Linked DNA regions of Homo sapiens: region 2 is linked to region 1. The links are chromatin loops, found by intact Hi-C in ENCODE. Cell type or tissue: heart left ventricle. All regions are shown on one strand. Links, peaks and the distances in the headings refer to the core of each region. The heading gives the core; the rest is flanking DNA. Region 1 holds the start of PDZD4 (PDZ domain containing 4). Region 2 holds the start of L1CAM (L1 cell adhesion molecule).

Region 1 (9,269 bases), core at 581-8,580:
CCAGCCATTGGGTGGCAGGTTGCAACCTGCACACCAGCCCTTGTCTCAAGTTCTGCTTTCTGGGAGAAGCCCTGGATAAGAAACTCGCCTCTCTTCTCCACATTCTGGGCAGGCCCGCCATTCTTGATTTCTCTTCTAACGAGGAGCCAGGGAGGAAAGGAAGGGCTCCGATTCAACAGCCCCGTGTGGCTGGGGGTTCCCTCACTTGCCCAAACCTGGAAATGAAGCATGTAGCAATTTCTCCAAGTGATCTCCTGCAGCCGGGGCAGCCTCTGGGAACGCAGACTTCCACCCGCTGCTGCTTTCCAGGCAAAGGCCTTCTCCCTCCAGGCTTGTCCAAGAAGACGGGGAGGTGGTGGGAGAGAAGAGGAAGAGATGGAAGGGCTGTGAAAGCGGGGACCGGGTGAGGGCTGGGGCTGAGGAACAGGTAGGCGGCGGGCCCAGGCTGGCCAGTGCTGTGTGCAGGCCCGGGTCCCAAGGCCTCCGAGGCCACTCTCCCCACGACCCACCCCCTCCCCACGCTTCGCTCATCCTTTTTTCTTTCTCTCTTTCTTTTCTTTCCTCCCTTTCTCTCTTTCTTTCTTGTTTTAAACAAAGGTGTCCGTTTCAAAGACAGCAGGGAATGGCTGAGTTGAAGGAGGGATGCAGTCATTTAAGGCGAAGCCCGAGGAAGGAGCAGAGGCGTGAGGGCTGCTGCGTCCAAGACCGGGGAGAGGGGCTGAAATCGCGGACTCTCTCTGGGGGACCCAGGAGACTGCTCCTCCTGGCAGGACCCCTCTCTCCCAGAGCGGCATCGCGCAGACAACGCGCCTGGTGCCCGCCCCTCAGGACCGGACGCCGGGTGTCGTGGGGTGCCTAGGACCCCCGCCCGCTTCCGTCGAGCGCCCGCCCCCGGCTTCCCGCGCCGGCTCCAGCGCCCCCGCCGCTCCCTCCCGCAGCCGGCCCCGCTCCCCTCCCCGCCCCTCCCGGCGCGCGTGCGCCCCGTGCCCGCGCCCCTCCCCCGCCGCCGTGGGCGCGCTCGCGTGCCCGTCGTCCCGGGCGGGAGCTGGAGACGGCCAGCGGCTGCTGGACGAAGAGCGGGCGCCGGGAGCTCCGAGAGCGCGGCCGGGCGAGGCGGGAGCGCGGGCGCTGGCCTGGCCGCGGGCGGGGGCCGCCGCCGCGCCGCTGCCCCCCTGTCGCGGGCCGGGCCGCGGCGCCGAGCGCGAGGGCCGGGCTCCCGGGGCTGGCGGCCATGGGCAGGAGCCGGAGGCGGCAGCGGCAGCGGCGGGCCCCGCGGGCGGGGAGGCGCGCGGCCCACGGCCCCTGACGGCCCCTGGCGGCCCGGCGCGCCCCCGCGCTCCCTGGGGGGCCGTAGCCTGGCAACGCCCGGCGCGCCCGCCCATCCCCCGCTGCCCTTTTTCTCCTGGCCGGGTGCGAGGGAGCATGCCCGCGCCTGGCCTCGGCCAGCGAAGAGTTAACCTGAGGGGCGAGCCGCTGCCCCCACCTCGGGGGCGTGCCCCCCTCCCCCGCTAGGCGGCCCGCCCCCCGCGCCAGGGTATGGCCCCTGGCCCCGGCCCGGGACCCGAGGTCCCGCGCCCGGGTCAGTGAAAGGCGTCTTCCCGTTCCCGCCCTCCGCCTCCTCTCGCCGGCCAGCAACATGGGATGTAATATGTGCGTGGTCCAGAAACCGGAGGAGCAGTACAAAGTGATGCTGCAGGTAGGGCCGCCGGCGCTGCGGCGGGGGCGCGGCCCTCCGCGGGGAGGAGCGGGCCAGTGGGGAGGCCCGGAGCGGCGGGCGTGGGAGAGCGGGAGGGCTCGAGGAGGACAAGGTAGGGAGCCGTCCGCACCCTCCCATCCTGGGGCTGTTGGGTGTTGGCGCTCCGTGGGAACCAGCCACGGGTGGGGTGGGAAGTTGGGGTTGGCCCGGGTGGGGCGCGCTTCCGTCCCGGGAGGCGCGGTGCGGCGGGCGCGGGATGGAGGTTGCATAGCAACGAGCGCAGTTCCCCGCACACGCTCTCCCCGCAGGACCCAGGGCGGGGGAGGGAGCCAGGCTCCCGCCGTGCGGGGGGCGCCGAATCTAGATCCCGGCGGGCCTGGAGCGTGGGAGTGCGTGGGCGTCCCCGGGCGCGGTCCAAGTCCGTCCGGGGGCTGGGTGCCCACCCCGACACCCACTCCCGCCTGGCCCTGCCCGAACGATGGGCTCCCGGGCCTTAGGCGTCTCGGGTGAGTGGGCGCCGCCGGGATCAGCGGGTTGGGCTCTCTGCGGGTGGCAGTGCCTGGCCGGGCTTTGCGGGGCGTGGACCAGCAGGGCCCCGCGGGGAGGGAAGGAGACGCGGGGCCCGGAGCTCGGACCTGGAGCCCAGCCCCGCGGCCCGGAACGGGGCTTCTTGCCTGTGCGTGGCGTGACTACGTGAGTGCGTTCCTGTGCCCCGTCTCTGTGTGCGCGGAGGCTCCCCCGGCCCCGCATTTGTGTACTTTCTGTGTGCACCCTGCAGACTGTCTAGAGAAATGTCCCGGATGCTGTGGGCTGAGACCTCCTAGGGCTAAGTGGAGGGAGGTCAAGGTCAAGGCACCCAGGAGCAGACAGGGCTCAGACAGGTATGCGTTTAGTGGCCTGGATTCAACTCCCGGGTTTATTGGTCTGGACTGGGAAGGAATCAAGTGCTTTGCAGGAGGGGTGTTGGCTTGGGAGAACGTGGGGGAACCCGTGCAGGGATCGGCGAGAACTCCGGGGCGGGGGCGGGGGCGGGGGAAGGAGGGGCTGGGCACGGGGGAGAATTCCCAGGAATCCGGGGACTGACTTCACGCTGTGAGCCGAGCTCCTCTGGCCACCTGGTGCGGGAGCCGAGGGGCAGGGCGGGGACGCAAATCTTGCCCCACCCTGGCGGAGCTCCTGGTCCTCTCTCCCCGGCCCTTCTCCGGGGGTGCGCGGGGCCCTCGGCTTCTCCCGTTCGCTGTCCTCCGCCTTCTTCCCTCTCAGTTCCCGGCTGCCACTCCTCGTCTCTTGTTCCCGCTGTTTGGAAACCTTGTGTGGCCATTGCCAGCCCCCTAGCGGGATAGGAATGCGACCGAGAGGGCGTCCTGTGGAATCCGTGTTGGATTCCAGGGCTGGGATGGTTGGTTGACGGGGACTCTGGATCCCATCCTCCTGCTTCCTTTTCGGGAGTCATTCCATCAAACGGCAAGCGATTTCTCCAAGCGATTCCTCCGGGGCCGTTTTGACTTTCCTGGAGAAGGATTGGTGTCGCACTTCATTTAAGGCCAACCTCGTGGGGACGTGTGGATAGGGGAGAGCGACCCGAGCTGCACCCCAGGCCTGAAATGAGCCATGGGACGACACCGGTAGCCCTTGGGGCTCCCCACAGCCCTCCGGGAAGGCCTCGGCAGGTCGGGCTGGGCCTGCCTTCAGGGAGGTGAACTTGGGTGGGCCCTCCCTGCTCTGCGCCCTAAGCTCTCCTTCATGGAAGGGACTTGCCCACCCCAAGGAGACCCGCCAGGAGGAGGGCCACTGCCGCATGCGCCCTCTGTGCGCTTTCCTGCTGGGCTCCCTTTGAAACCGTGGGAGTTTGGCTGCAAACTTTCACTTTCTACATTCCTCCTTGGCCCAATCAAAGCCGGGATTTTACGAGGAGAACCATCCTTCACAACTAAGGGAAAACAAGAGGACTGAAAAAAGTAGATACGGAAAGCAGTGCAAGCCATGAGCTGTCCCAGGGGACTGCGCTTCTGGGGGTGGACGCATCACCAGGTCCCAGCCTCTTCAGAGGAGAAGGAGCTTTTGTTCCAAAAGACAGGTCAGCTTCTGGGACCCCGTGCCTGCCTCCCGGCCTCCTTAAACACGGGTGCTCCCCCATCTTTAGGGGGCACTTCTCCCTGTCCCCCCTGAGTAACCTCGTCCGCACCTTGTCAGGGTGAGGCACTTCATGGGCCTGATTTTCAGAAAGAAGCACATGTGCATCTGCAGCGCCTTCCATCTACAATCCACAGAGGCCTGGGATCCCCAGGCCAGGAACCCCCAAGTCTCTAGCCTAGCCTTGTGTTCCAAGCCATTTTCTGCCAATGACTCACAACACTTCCAAAATTACAGCTGTATTGAGCTATCATTCTCCTACTGCACAACTTACCCTTTCAAAGTGTACAAGTCAGTGGTTTTTAGTATACTCACAAGGTTGTGCAGCCCACACCAGTAATTCCAGAACGTTTTCATCACCCCAAAAGAAACCCTGCACTCCTTAGCAATCACATCCCCATTTCTCCCTCAAACTTCCTAGCCCCTGGCACCCACCAATCTACTTCCTGTCTCTATGGATTTGTTTATTCTAAACATTTCATAGAAACTGACCTTTTGTGTCTGGCTTTCATTAATCATAATGTTTTCAAGGTTCATCCATGTATCAATAGTCAATTTCTTTTTATTGCCAAATAATATTTCATTTTGTGATATACAACATATTTATCCATTCGTCAGTTGATGAGCATTTGGGGTGCTTCCACCCTTGGGCTGTTGTGAATAGCGCTGCTGTGAACACTGGTCTACTTGTATCTGTTTGAGTCCTTGCTTTTAATTCTTTGGAGTGTGTGCCTGTAGCCATTGAACTGTTTTCCACAGTGGCTGGAACCAGTTTACATTCCCACCAGCAACATATAAGGGTTCCAATTTCTCTATATCTTTGCCAACAGTTGTTATTTTCTGGGTTTTTGTTATGGCCGTCCTGCTGGGTGTGAAGTGGTATCTCATTGTGATTTTGATTTGCACTTCCTGTTAGCTAAATGATGAGCACCTTTTCTTGTGCTTGTTGGCCATTTGTGGATCTTCTTTAGAAAAATGTCTGTTCTTAAGCCAGCGCCACACTGCTTTCATTACTGCAGCTTTGTAGTAAGTTTTGAAGTAAGGAAATGAGAGTCCTCCAACTTTGTACGTCTTTTTCAAGACTGTTTTGTCTATTCTAAGTCCCTCAAGTTTCCATATTAATTTCAGGATCAGGTTGTTAATTTCTGGAAAGAAGCCAGTTGGCATTTTGATAGAGATTGCATCAAATTTGTGGATCAATTTGGGTAGTATTGTTCATGAGCATGGGGTGCGTTTTCCATTTATTTAGGTCTTTAATTTCTTTACATGATGTTTTGCACTTTTGTTTAAGTTTATTCATGAGTATTTTCTTTATGATGCTATCATAAATGGAATCGTTTTCTTAATTTTACTTTCAGCCTTCTCATTGCTACTGTATAGAAATACAATTGATTGGCTGAGCGTGTTGGCTCACACCTGTAATCCCAGCACTTTGGGAGGCCAAGGCGGGTGGCTCACCTGTGCTTAGGAGTTCAAGACCAGCCTGGCCAACATAGTGGAACCCCGTCTCTACTAAAAATACAAAAAAAATTAACGGGGCATGGTGATGTGTGCCTGTAATCCCAGCTACTCAGGAGACTGAGGCAAGAGAATCGCATGAACCCCAGAGGCAGAGGTTGCAGTGAGCTGAGATTGCACCGCTGCACTCCAGCCTGGGTGACAGGGCAGGACTCTGTCTCAAAAAAAAAATTGATTTTTATACATTGATCCTATATCTTGCGACCTTACTAAAATTGTTTATTAAGTATAATTTGTTTAGTAGATTCCTCAGGATTATCTACATATTAGGATCATGTCATTGGCAAATAGAAATCGTTTTTCTTCTTCCTTTCCAATCTGGATGGCTTTGATTTCTTTTCTTTTCTTTCTTTCTTTTTTTTTTTTTTTTTGAGACACAGTCTCACTTTGTCACCCAGACTGGAGTGCAGTGGTGCAATCTCGGCTCACTGCAGCCTCCGCCTCCCGGGTTCAAGTGATTCTCCTGCCTCAGCTTCCCATGTAGCTAGGATTACAGGCACACACTACCACACCCAGCTAATTTTTGTATTTTTAGCAGAGACGAGCTTTTGCCATGTTGGCCAGGCTAGTCTTGAACTCCTGGCCTCAAGCAATCCTGCCCGCCTCGGCCTCCCAAAGTGCTGGGATTACCGGTGTAAACCACCGTTCCTGGCCCTTCGATTTCTTTTTCTTGTTAATTTGCTCTGGCTGGAGTCTCTAGTACAATGTTGAATAGAAGTGCCTGTGAATGTCTTTCCCTTGTTCCTCATCTTAAAGGTAAAGAAGCTTCCAGTCTTTCACTAGGGGGTATAAAGTTAGCTGTGGCTTTTTCATAGCTGTCCTTTATCAGGGTAAGGAAGTTCCCATTCTATTCCTAGTGTGTTTTTATCATGAGAGGCATTGGATTGTGCAGTGCTGCTTCTGTGGCTAGTGAGATGACCACATGGTTCCTTTATTCCACGGATGTGGGTTGTCACAGGCACTTTCGTGTGTCATGTCGGAACCTCAGCCCCATTCCTATATTCCAATCATGTCCTCCTAGTTTGGAAAATCTGGGACCTCCCCTGAAAATGGAGGATTACTGCGTGTTGAGTTAGGAAAAGGAAGCAGGCTGGTTGCCCAGAATGGAAGGCAGGAAACAGCATGTCCCCAGCTCCGGAGCCTTTTCTGCAGCCCATGTCCCTCCACTGCCACCAGGCCCCCTTGTCATATATCTCATCGTGGTCCACACTCTGCTGAACTTGTCTTGGCCTTGGCACCCCCTCTCTGACACCATGATGTGCTTGCTAGCATCCGAGCACGCCGGAGATGGTCAGGGGATAAACCCCTGGTACTTAGGACTGGTCTCCCGCCCATCCTACTCAGGCTTTACAGGGGGAGTGGGTCAGGACCGCCTGTCATCTCCCCTCTGTCCACATCGAGGGAGGCCAAAGGACAGCTGGCCAGCCCTTCTGGTGATCTCCCAGGCATTCTTGCCTAAAGCACCTGCATGTGAGCCCCCATGGTGCTGGCAGCCATCCTGGGTGCGTGGCATTCAGCAGGGAGACACTGCAGACAGGGCCTTGCCCCTCCCCCAGACTCCCCTTTTGTTGTTGTTGTTGTTGTTGTTTGAGACAGAGTTTCGCTCTTGTTGCCCAGGCTGGAGTGCAATGGTACGATCTGGGCTCACCAAAACCTCCGCCTCCAGGGTTCAAGCGATTCTCCTGCCTCAGCCTCCCGAGTAGCTGGGATTACAGGCATGCGCCACCATGCCTGGCTAATTTTGTATTTTTAGTAGAGATGGGGTTTCTCCATGTTGGTCAGGCTGGTCTTGAACTCCCGACCTCAGGTGATCCACCCACACCGGCCTCCCAAAGTGCTGGGATTACAGGAGTGAGCCACCACGCCTGGCCCCAGGCTCCCCTTTTTGTAAGGGGGAGACCATCGCCAACATGTAGGCAACTGCGGGGGAGAGAAAGTACTGCTTGAGTGCGGGAGCGTGGCTGGCAGCCAGTGTCCCCTCTTCAGCGACGTCTTCCTCCAAACTGCTCTCCCACCCACCAAGCCAGGTGGCTTCTCTGGCTCCCTCCTGCTTGCATGGGGGCTTCCTGTGAGCAGGGATTTGGGTCTGGCATGGGCACTCTGCCTCCCCGCCTCACCAGCACCAGATGCTGCCAGCACATCCACGCTGGCCTCCACCCTTCCAGGGGAAAGCTGGACTCTCAGTCAACTCAGTGGTTCTGCCGCAGAAGCTGACTGGGGAAGAAGCAGGCTCTGAGAAAGTCCTTGTGGAGTGGAAGAACAGAGGGCTGGACACTGAATTCTGACTGCCATCTTCTGGACCAGGTCATCCTGTTTTGTGTCATTGTCCCAAGATTGTAGAATGCCCTTTCCCCTCTCATCTCGGGGTTCCTGAGGACTGTCCAGTCTGCTGAAATGAAATTCGATAGTGCCAGAGAGCAGATTCGTGGTTGCAGGGATGGGCAGAGGGGCATGAGGACACTTTTGGGGAAGATAGAAATGGCCACTGTCCTGACGGTGGTGATGGTTCCCCAGGTTCATGTATGACATATGAACACCTGCCCTTTGCACACTGAAGATGTGCAGGTTACCACCCAGCAACAGACCTCACCAAAGCTTTAGAACAGGAACTCCATGGCCACATGCACGCATCCTGGGGAGAAAGGTGTCCTTTCCTTCCTTCTACTTCAGGGGCCCTGCCAGAGAAGGCAGTGCAGTGTGGAGATAGGAATGGAGGCAGCCACCAACTGACAGCTGTGTGGCCAGGGGCAAGTCGCTGCATGGCCCACTGGCTCAGTGACTCAGTTTCCTCAACTGTGAAATGGCAGTGAAGAGTGCTTGCGTCCGAGGGCCATTGTGACAAGGAAAACAGATGGTGTGTCCCCCGGGATCTCACTGGGTGGAGGAGGGAGTTGCTGCCCTCGGGCCATTCAGTTGGTCATTAAGAAGTGGAAATTGGCTGGGTGCGGTGGCTCACGCCTGTAATCCCAGCACTTTGGGAGGCCGAGGCGGGTGGATCATGAGGTCAGGAGTTCGAGACCAGCCTGGCCAGCATGGTGAAACCCCATCTATACTAAAAATACAAAAAATTGACCAGGCGTGGTGGCTCACGCCTGTAATCCCAGCACTTTGGGAGGCTGAGGTGGGCGGATCACCTCAGGTCAGGAGTTCGAGACCAGCCTGACCAACATAGAGAAACCCCATCTCTACTAAAAATACAAAATTAGCCGGGCATGGTGACACATGCCTGTAATCCCAGGTACGCGGGAGGCTGAGGCAGGAGAATTGCTTGAACCCGGGAGGTGGAGGTTGTGGTGAGCTGAGATCACGCCATTGCACTCCAGCTTGGGCTCGAAACTCCATCTCAAAAAAAAATATATATATATATATTAGCTGGGCATCATGCACCTGTAGTCCCAGCTACTCGGGAGGCTGAGGCAGGAGAACTGCTTGAACTCAGCAGGTGGAGGTTGCATGAGCCAAGATCAAGCCACTGCACTCCAGCCTAGGTGACAGAACGAGACCCTGTCTCAAATAAATAAATTAATTAAATAAAAAATAATGAAAAAGGAAATTATATGGAGAAGGCCTTACATCTGGGTATGTCACAGTTAATGCCCAGTGACAGAAGAATGTCCAATATTATTCTGAGAATTTCTCTCAGGAAAGGGACCTCCAAGTTTTGAAGAAGTGTGATGTAGTACAATATTAGTTAGGACAGCCTGGGCAACATATTGAGACCTTGTCTCTACAAAAATAAAAAATTGCTCAGGCGTAGTGGCATGCGCCTCTAGTCCCAGCTTCTGGGGAGGCTGAGTGGGAGGATTGCTTGAACCCAGGAGTTGGAGGCTTCTGTGAGCCGTGATTGTACCACTGCACTCTAGCCTGGGCAATGGAGCCAGACTGTGTCTGGAAAAAAAAGAAAGAAAGACAGAGAGAAAGA
Region 2 (9,269 bases), core at 894-8,893, 61 kb before region 1:
CCATCATGTCCAGCCTCTCTGTTCTTCTTTATCTGCTCCATCTGGGGGTTAGGACTTCAACGTGCGAATTTTGGGGGTACACACACATTAAGTCCATAACAGATGGCCATACTGCCTATCACACAGCTTGAACCAACCTTGGCCTCAGCTGCCTGGACCAGGAGCCCGCACCTGGCCAAGACTAGCTAGTCCATAGGCTGGTTAGTTGCCTACGAAGTTACCTGGCATGAAGGCTCCACCAAAATGAGGATAATGAGTATTTGGGCCCATAAGTTTCTCTCTCTTGGAATTGAAACTGCAGTGAGATTAGAAGCCAAAAGACATGTGCAGAAAAAGCCACGGGTATTTGTCACAAAGCAGGAGAATGCCAGGAGAAGCAAAGACATGAAGAAAAGATGGACACAGAGGAGAGGGGACAGCAGCTGGTGGGTAGTGACAGGCACCGTGGGGGCTACAGCACCATAATAGCAGTTCAGGGGTGGGAGTGTGGGGGTGTGGGTAAGTCCCTAGAGCTACTGAAAACCAGGCTTCCCAAAGCTCAGACGGCTGACTCTGCCTGGGTTCCTGTCCACATATCTGAGCTCACTGCCTTCCTCATTCCTACATGATAATAGGGCCCACCTCATGTGGCTAGTATGTTATCCCAGGCCGTGCATTGTGTAGGAGGAGGGAAGATGTATTAGTGATCTGTGGCTGCAAACCAAATCACCCCCAAATGCAGTAGTTCAAAATGACAGTAACCATTTATTATCTCATAATCTCTGTGGGTCAGGATTCAGGAGTGGCTTAGCTGGATTGTTCTAGCTCAAAGGCTCTTGTGAGGCTGCAGTGGGATTCTGGCCATGACTGCAGTCATGCAAAGGCTTGGCTGGGGCTGGAGGATCCTTTTCAAAATGGCACACTCATGGTTGTTGGCGGAAGACCTTTGTTTCTCTCCATGTGAGCTCCTCCATAGGGCTGTTGAGTGTCCTCACGATGTGGCACCTGGCTTCACCCAACAGAGCAATCCGAGAGAGAGAGAGAGAGAGAGAGAGAGAGAAAACAAGGAGGAAGCAGCAGTGCCTGTGTGACCTAGTCCCCACAGCTGCAGCCATTGCTTCCGCTTTATTCTTTTCATCAGAAGTGAGCCAGGTGTGGTGGTGTGTGCCTGTGGTCCCAGCTCCTGAGGAGGCTGAGGCGGGAGGATCACTTGAGCCCAGAAGTTCGAGGCCGCAATGAGCTATGAACATGCCACAGCACTCCAGCCTGAGTGACAGAGCAGGACCTCAACTTCTAAAATAAAATTTAAAAAAGAAATGAGGCCGGGCACAGTGGCTCAAGCCTGAAATTCCAGCACTTTGTGAGGCTGAGGCGGGCGGATCACCTGAGGTCAGGAGTTCGAGACCAGCCTGGCCAACGTGATGAAACCTCGTATCTACTAAAAATACAAAAATTAGCTGGGCGTGCTGGTGGGGGCTTGTAATCTCAGCTACTTGGGGGGCTGAGGCAGGAGAATCGCTTGAACCCAGGAGGTGGAGGTTGCAGTGAGCCGAGATCACGCCACTGCATGCCAGCCTGGGCAACAGAGTGAAACTCCATCTCAAAAAAAAAAAAAAAAAAGTGGTGGCTCACACACCTGTAATCCCAGCACTTTGGGAGGCCGAGGTAGGTGGATCACTTGAGGTCAGGAGTTCGAGACCAGACTGACCAACATGGTGAAACCCCATCTCTACTAAAAATACAAAAATTAGTTGGGCGTGGTGGCCCACGCCTGCAATCCCAGCTACTTGGGAGGCTGAGGCAGGAGAATTGCTTGAACCCAGGAGGTGGAGGTTGCAGCAAGCTGGGATCACACCATTGCACTCCAGCCTGGGCAACAGGAGCGAAACTCCATCTCAAAAAAAAAAAAAAAAAAGTGAGCCACCAAGTCCAGCCTATACTCAAGAGGAGGAGAATTAAGCACTACCTTTTGAAGGCAGGAGTATCAAATAATTTATGGACCTACATTAAAACCACCAGAGCAGAGGTATTAGTTAACTTTAGACTTTATTAAGAATGCATGTTAAAATAGGTAGAGGAACTACTAAAAAATTCATAGAGCACTTCTAAACAAACAGAGGAGAAAATAGAATGAGAGAACAAATCCAGTCCATCTAAAAGATGACCAAGAGCAGAGCATCTGCCTGGGCATATTGACAGCTCTCGGCACTCACTCCCACCTTGTGGGCTCTGCATGGCAGAGGCTGGAAATGTTCCAGACTCCAGAGCAGCTGGACTTTGGGAAGCAAATTTAGTTTTGCCAATTGGCAAATTGGCAAATTTGCCAATTGCCAAATTGGGTGTGCTCACATGAAGTTTGGATGACTGAAGGAAGGGAAGCCACACTTCTGCTGTGTGGGGCTGCGTTTCTGCTGGACATCAAAGAATTTCTGGGGTCTAACCTTCACTTCTTGGTTGTTGAGGGGCACTTGTGGCAGCAATGGCTTCCTGGTCCCAGCTTGCTGATCCTCAGGTCATGACTTTGGTGGTGTCTTTTTGAACTCAAAGGTTACACTGGCCGCCTCCCAATCCCCCATCTTGTGGATGGTGGCAGAGGTAGCAGCTCCCTTGAGGAGCCAGGTCTGCACTGGTGTTATCAACACCTAGCCCAGAGTCCACTCCTTTGGCCCATCCAATGGTCAGGTAAGCATCTAATCCCTTCTACAGAATCCCTTTCTGTTCATGATCACGGGAGGAATTTCTGCTTCCTACCCTGAACCTTTGAGAGGTGAAGCCAGCTAGACTTCCTGGGTGATGTGGGGACTTGGAGAACTTTTCTGTCTAGCTAGAGGATTGTAAACACACCAATCAGCGCTCTGTGTCTAGCTAAAGGATTGTAAATGCACCAATCAGCAGTCTGTAAAAACGCACCAGTTTTCTGTGTCTAGCTAGAGGATTGTAAATGGACCAATCAGCACTCTGTAAAATGGACCAATCAGCACTCTGTAAAATGGACTAATCAGCAGGACATGGGAGGGGACAAATAAGGGAATAAAAGCTGGCCCCCCCCCGCCCCCCACAAGCAACGGCAACCTGCTTGGGTCCTCTTCCATGCTGTGGAAGCTTTGTTCTTTCACTCTTCACAATACATCTTGCTGCTGCTCACACTTTGGGTCTGTGCCACCTTTAAGAGCTGTAACACTCACCGCGAAGGTCCGCGGCTTCATTCTTGAAGTCAGCGAGACCAAGAACCCACTGGAAGGAACCAACTCCAGACACACCTTCACTGATACAATGTGGGGGTGAGGCCAGGTGCAGTGACTCACTCCTGTAATCCTAGCACTTTGTGAGGCCAAGGCAGTGGATCACCACTTGAGCCCAGGAGTTCAAGACCAGTCTGGACAACATAGTGAGACCTCACCTCTACCAAAAAAGAAAAAAAAATTAATCAAGTGTGGTGGTGGCACATCTGTTGTCCCAGTACTTGGGAGGCTGTGGTGGGAGGATCACTTGAGCCCAGGAGGTCGAGGTTGCAGTGAGCCATGATCACACCACTGCACTCCAGCCTAGGGAACAGAGTGAGACCCTGTCTCAAAGTAATAACAACACTAATAAAAAATAATAAAGTGGAGGTGGGGGAGAGAGATGGGGAAAGCAGGACAAATAGAAAGCAAATACTCACCTGGCGTGACTACATCCAGAGATAGCAGCAGTCATCACCGTGTGACCAGCTGACCTGCACAGTTCAAAGACAAAGGCAGGTTCAACATCAATCTACCACTTGACTGAACAATCCACTCCTAAGCGGTTACCTTAGAGAAATGAAGACACACATTTACACAAGCTTGCATATAAATGTTTAGAGCTGCTCCATCATAATCACACAAAGCTGGAAACTACCCAAGTGTCCTTCAGTGAGTGAATGGCTGAACAAACCCTGATCCAACCAAACAATGGAATACTACTCGGCAATCAAAAGGAAATATACTGCTCTCTCTCGCCCGCATGCTCTCTCTCTCTCTCTCTCACACACACACACAAACACACACACCAACATGGATGAAGCTCAAAAAGTATGCTGCGTGAGTGTGAAAGAAGCCAGACAAAAGAATATATACGGTATGATTCCATTTATAATAAAATTTAGAAAAGACAGAAATCAGATCAGTGGTGGCCAAGGGCAGGGGGTGGTGGGAGTGGTTGGCTGCACACAACATTCACCAAAACTCCTTGAACTGTAAACCTCAAAAGGATGAATTTTACTGTATGTAAATTATACTCCAATAAAGTTGATTTTTTTTTTTTTTTTTTTGAGACAGGGTCTCACTCTGTCACCCAGGCTGGAGTGTAGTGGTGTGATCATGGCTCACTGTAGCCTCAACCTCTTGGGCTCCAGCGATCCTCCCACCTCAGCCTCCTGAGTAGTTGGGACTACAGACATGCACCACCATGCCTAATTTTAAAATTTTTTTTGTAGAGACGTGGTCTCGCTGTGTTGCCCAGGCAGGTCTCAAAGCTGATTTTTAAAAAGACAAGAATTGTTAGACAGAATCAAACCAAACCAAAACCCAACTATGTGCTGTTTCCAAGCGCTACACCTGAGATATGAAGACACAGAAAGATTGAAAGGAGAACAGAGAAAGACACGTCTGGCTGAGCCCACCCCGCCTGCCTGCTGGCACTTCCTTACTGCCCCACTGTCGTCTGTGGCTTCTGCGTCTTCTGCATGCTCATCACAGGGTCAGAGTCTGGGGCTTCCCTTGTCCAGTCCACTGTGTCTATGAGGGCTGGGTCACAGGGAGCAGGGCTGTGAGAAGCACTTGACGTTGAAGGGAAAGAGACAGTCATCTGTCTACTTGGTGTCCCCCTAACCTCCAACAGCAAGCACATGGCAGTGGGGGGGTGGCTTGCCTCTTGTTCAGGGCCAGTCCCTCCTGCTTCTCCTGGGACTTGCTCTGCCCTTGGTCTTCTGTCACTCTTGCTCTTGCTCCCATTGGCTCCTCCACTTCATTACATGGAAGTGAGAATGGGCATCGTGGTCAAGCAGAAGGGAATTCAAGTCCGAGTTCTGCCATTTACCTTCTGGGCTATCTTGGGTGGGTCATTTGACCCCTCTGAACCTTGGTTTCCTCATCTGTGAAATGGGGGCACTGATAGTGCCAATTTCTTCCTGGTTGCATGACTGCCCCTCTCTGGACCTTGGGTACCTCACTGGGAGAGTGAGGATAATAACAGCACCATCATCTGGGGTGTGTGTGTGGATGCAATGAGCCAGTGGAGAGAAAGAGACCTTCCTAACTGTGCTTGCTGGACCCAGCCTTGAGCTCTGTGGGCTTTGGTTTTCTCATCTGTAACGTGGGGCGAATGCTTCAACAGACCTCCCCAGGTTGGTGTGCAATTTAAATGTGCAGGAAATGTAACGATGGCAGGTCCATGGCTGTGCTCAGGAAATGTGATGTCGTGTAATCCTAGTAATGAATTTTTTGTTACCATAAATGGACCCATCACTACACATTAGCAGGTGCGTATAAACGGGCTCTATTCCCTGCTTACTTCACCATCCTGATGGGCATCAAACCCTAGATTAGGTAAAGGATTTGCAGAAGTTGGGGCTTGGAGGAAAGGCTGGGAACGTAGGGAGTGAGTGGAGGCAGCAACTGGAAAGGAGAGAGGCCTATCAGAGTTCAGATCAGCAAAGGCAGGAAGCTGACCACAGCTCAGTGCCTCATGGAAAGTACGCCCTCTTGGCCCAGCTCATGAGCCTGCTGGCCTCGTGACCCAGGCGGGCTCAGTTTCCTCTGCTGTCACCTGAAGATGCCCTGCAAGTGCCCCCACTCTGGAAGCAGTCTCCCTAGCCGTCCGTCTTCACTCAGGTGCCTAGTCTTGTCCATTCTCCTCCTAAAGGCTGGGCAAACATGGCATCCAGACCCTCTCTGAGCACAGATGGGTCCACCCCAAGCTTCCCATTCCAGGGGAACTGAAGCTGGCACTATGGGGGTGGGGCATCCAAGCCAGGATGCCAGGGCTGCTCCCATGTGGGCCCTCCAGGGCCCCACACCACTTGGGGAGTCTTGTGAGACTGAGTCGAGGGCCCCTGGAATGCTTCACTGGGCAACAGGCATGCCCATAAAAATACCGTGGCCGCCAGATCTGCAATCTGCCATCGGGGCCCTAGGCCTTCCTAGCCCTGAGGCTGCAGCCAGCTCGCCGGCTCCGGAATTCTTACCCCCTCCATTTTGCTTCCTCGCCTGTGAGGTCATGGCCTTGAGCCTAGGAGGGGGCACTGGGGAGGAGCTCCTTCCTTCTCGATCCTGTGCAGGGCTGCGGGGGAGAGTGGGAGAGAGTGGAGTCGGCGGGAAAGGTCGAATGGGGCCAATCCCGAGGACAAAGAAATAAGACACCAGAGAGCTGGAGGAAAATCTGGGAGTTGGGGGTGGCAGTTCGAGGGATACCCTCTCCCAGACCCTGTCTCCCCTGGGCTCGCCTCCTACCCTGCCGCCCACCTGGGCTCTGGGGTGCGCAGGAGCCGGTGCTCCGCGGCGCCTCCCCAACACGCTGAGGACGAAGCCCCCGCACCCCTCCCAACAGGACCCTGACTGGGCCCTCAGGATCGGGGGGCATTCGGGAGAGGTCCCGGGAGTCCTGCCCTGTGTGTGTGTGTTGGGGGGGCGTTGCGTGCAGGTGCCCATCGCTGGCCGGCGCCGTCGAGGGCCAGGCCGAGGCTAAGGGAGCATCCCCTTCCTTGCCGGACTCCTCTCTCCACCGCCCGGCCCCAGGCCTCTGGGAGCACTCTCGCCCCGCGATTCCCGCTCCGAGCTTTCACAGCGGGCTCCCTTGCGCTGGGGCTGAGGACACTCTCCGGCCGGAGACTCCCGGTCTGCGGGGAAGGGGGTCTGGCGGGACCCGTCGGCTGGGGTCCCGCTGAGCTCCCGGAGTGGGCTGCCCGGGGGCCCCCAGCCCAAGCCGCGCTCGGCTGGCACCAGGGGCTAGGGTGCGGCGGGGCGGGGCGGGGCGGGGCGGGCGGCCGGGGAGGTGATCTCACTCCTCCCTCCCTCTCCTCCCCGGCGCTCCCCTCCCCCGCCCCTGCGCGCACGCCCGCCCCGCCCCGCCACAGCCGCTGCTGCCGCAGCATCGGCATCGCAGACGCGCTCGGGCGGCGGGTCCGAGGCCGGCGTGCGCGGAGGCTGGGCGGGCAGCCCGAGCGGTGGCCGCAGCGCAGGTAAGGCGGGCTGGCCTCCCCGTGCGACCCGGGCCGCGGCCGCGATCCCCCGGCGACACCACACCGCTCTGCCCGGGGTGCACGGACCAGGGAGTCCCGGCCCGGTCCGGCCCGCGGTAACCGGCGTTGCTGCCGGAGCCCCACCCATGCCGGGCGTCGGGCTCCGGGCACCGCGGGCTGTAAGCGGGGCGGGGGAGGGATGCCGGGTGCCCGAGCCCGACAGGTGAGGGGTAACCTGCGGGGCCCCAGATGCTGGCCTGGGCGGGAGAACAGGGCGGGGGGCGTCAGGCAGGGTCTGTGTGGGCAGGCGGGGGCTGAAGTTGGCGGGTCCCCGTGCGTGTGTGCGTGTCTGAGAAAGGAAGCCAGATCGGGTCGAGCGCTCCCCCACAGGCCGCCGTGGGGTGTGGCCCTGGGCGTGGCTGCCCCTCATCCCCAGCCGAGAGCTCAGTTTGGTTGAAAATCCCGGCTGACAGCGTGGTGAGGGGTAGATCGGGATAAGCCGCCCCTGCAATGGGGGGAGGGGAGTGAACGGGACTGGGCGCTGCCTGCCCCTCCGCCCCAAGGTTGGGGGGGCTTTGTTCTCCTCCTTCTTCTTTCCAAATCCCAGCCTGGGCTCCTCCGGGCTCACCCGAAAACCTGCCGCAGAGCCAGGGGCTCCTCCCCGGAGGCGTAGGGCGCCTCTGGAGCCCGTTTCCACAGGCTCTGTGGCCAGTCAGGGCTGGAGTGGGTGAGGTCGGTTCGGGCACCCACTGCTGTGCCTCCCGTGCATGGGTGTCCATCAGGTAGGGTCCATCAGGTAGGGGTGAGGGAAGGTGGGCCTCACTGGCTCAGGCGGTCCCTGCGCACTGCAGGTCTTTTGCCCACTGCCACATCTTCCTATCTCTGTGCGGTTATGGGAGGGGTCAGCGATTCCTATTCCCTCCATTCCAGGTCAGACTTTTGGGGCCTCTTGGTTGGCAGGGATTGCAAAGAACACGCACTACAATCCATTGCCCCCGACAGGGTATCTGGACCCCCCACCTATCACTGTCCCTCTCAGGAAGGCAGGCCTAGAGCCATCTGCCCCCTTCTCCAGAAGGAGTGGGGGCCTGGCACCCCCCAGGTAGATACCCTGCCCCTGTTAACCCCACCCTGAGGGCAGGGGCATCGGGGCAGCCCAGTGCCATCTCTGCTGACTCATGTGGCCCTGACGTAAATCAGTGCAGTCCGCCCTTCTTCCCCTGGGGGCTGCTGCCCAGCATCATCTTTCTGGGGCGGGGGCCTCCCCAGGGCCTCTCCCCTCCCGTCAGCTCCTTGCTGCAGGTGGTGGGACTTGGCCCAGCCTGGCCTCTCCCCTGGCACAGCTCCCATGCAGTGCCCACATGTGCACACCTGAGGGCTCCAGAGCCTTTGAGGACTCGGCTGTCTTGGCCACATGGGAAGTTTGGGGCAGGGTTGGGCCTGGGACCTTCCCACCTCCTTGGCTCCTGGTCATTTCTCTCTGCTGCATCTGAGTCTCTCTCCATATTTATTGATGTTTGTGTGTGTATGATCCCGAAAGTAATACATCTTATTGTAGGACACTTGAAATATACAGAAAAGAACAAAAGAAATTAAGAATCGCTAGTGATCTGATCACCAAGAGGGAAACACGTTCAGCACGCCCCAGCCTCCCTGGTTTGCTACACCGCGCTCCTAAAAGGCTCCTCCCCAAGTTCCCAGCTGCCAGCTCCCTGCTGAGCATCAGGAGGACAATCAGCGCTTCAAGGTGGCGGGGTCCCCTGCCCTGCAGCCAGTGAAGAGCTTCCCTACCCAGGCGCTCAGGATCCCAGCGATGGGCAGTCGTGTACTGGGCAGCTGCTCATGGCCAGTGCTCCTTTGGGCCGGGCTCTGGGCTGCCCATGGAAGAGCCAGTGACAAACTGGACCAGCATTGTCCCTGTCTTCGTGGGGTGTCACTTGTTTTCTTTTTTCTTGATGATTATCTGAAGGGAAAAGGGAGGCAAAGAGTGAGGAAGGGCCTGGCCTGAGGGCTCCTACAGTGAGCAGGGTGCCCAGATTGTGCCCCCAATCGGCCTCTCCCAGGTCCGAGCCCTTTCCACCACTGGAACTAC

Evidence for each region. Hi-C counts contacts between places; a loop is a spot of excess contacts. Peaks named below come from ENCODE experiments on the same cell type or tissue, not always from the same donor. Only the 100,000 strongest peaks of a DNase experiment are listed, where the experiment ranks them.
Region 2: a loop joins it to region 1, with 2.4 times the contacts of the local background. A loop is called at or near these places in 16 of 110 quality-filtered maps.

Annotation. Positions count from the first base shown.
Region 1 is chrX:153,822,666-153,831,934 of GRCh38, reverse strand. PDZD4 (PDZ domain containing 4) reads left to right here and starts at 1,391. Exons shown (of 8, transcript NM_001303512.2): 1 at 1,391-1,696. The coding sequence starts at 1,637. RefSeq lists an enhancer at 4,433-5,011. In heart left ventricle, for the core only: no CTCF peak of the experiment used is centred there; no DNase peak of the experiment used is centred there; H3K4me3 peaks cover 2,700 bases.
Region 2 is chrX:153,883,973-153,893,241 of GRCh38, reverse strand. It overlaps L1CAM (L1 cell adhesion molecule), which reads left to right and starts at 7,069. Exons shown (of 29, transcript NM_001278116.2): 1 at 7,069-7,177. It overlaps L1CAM-AS1 (L1CAM antisense RNA 1), which reads right to left. Exons shown (of 7, transcript NR_130768.1): 3 at 8,969-9,269; 4 at 7,806-7,879; 5 at 7,265-7,434; 6 at 6,185-6,279; 7 at 4,252-4,745. In heart left ventricle, for the core only: no CTCF peak of the experiment used is centred there; no DNase peak of the experiment used is centred there; H3K27me3 peaks cover 2,604 bases.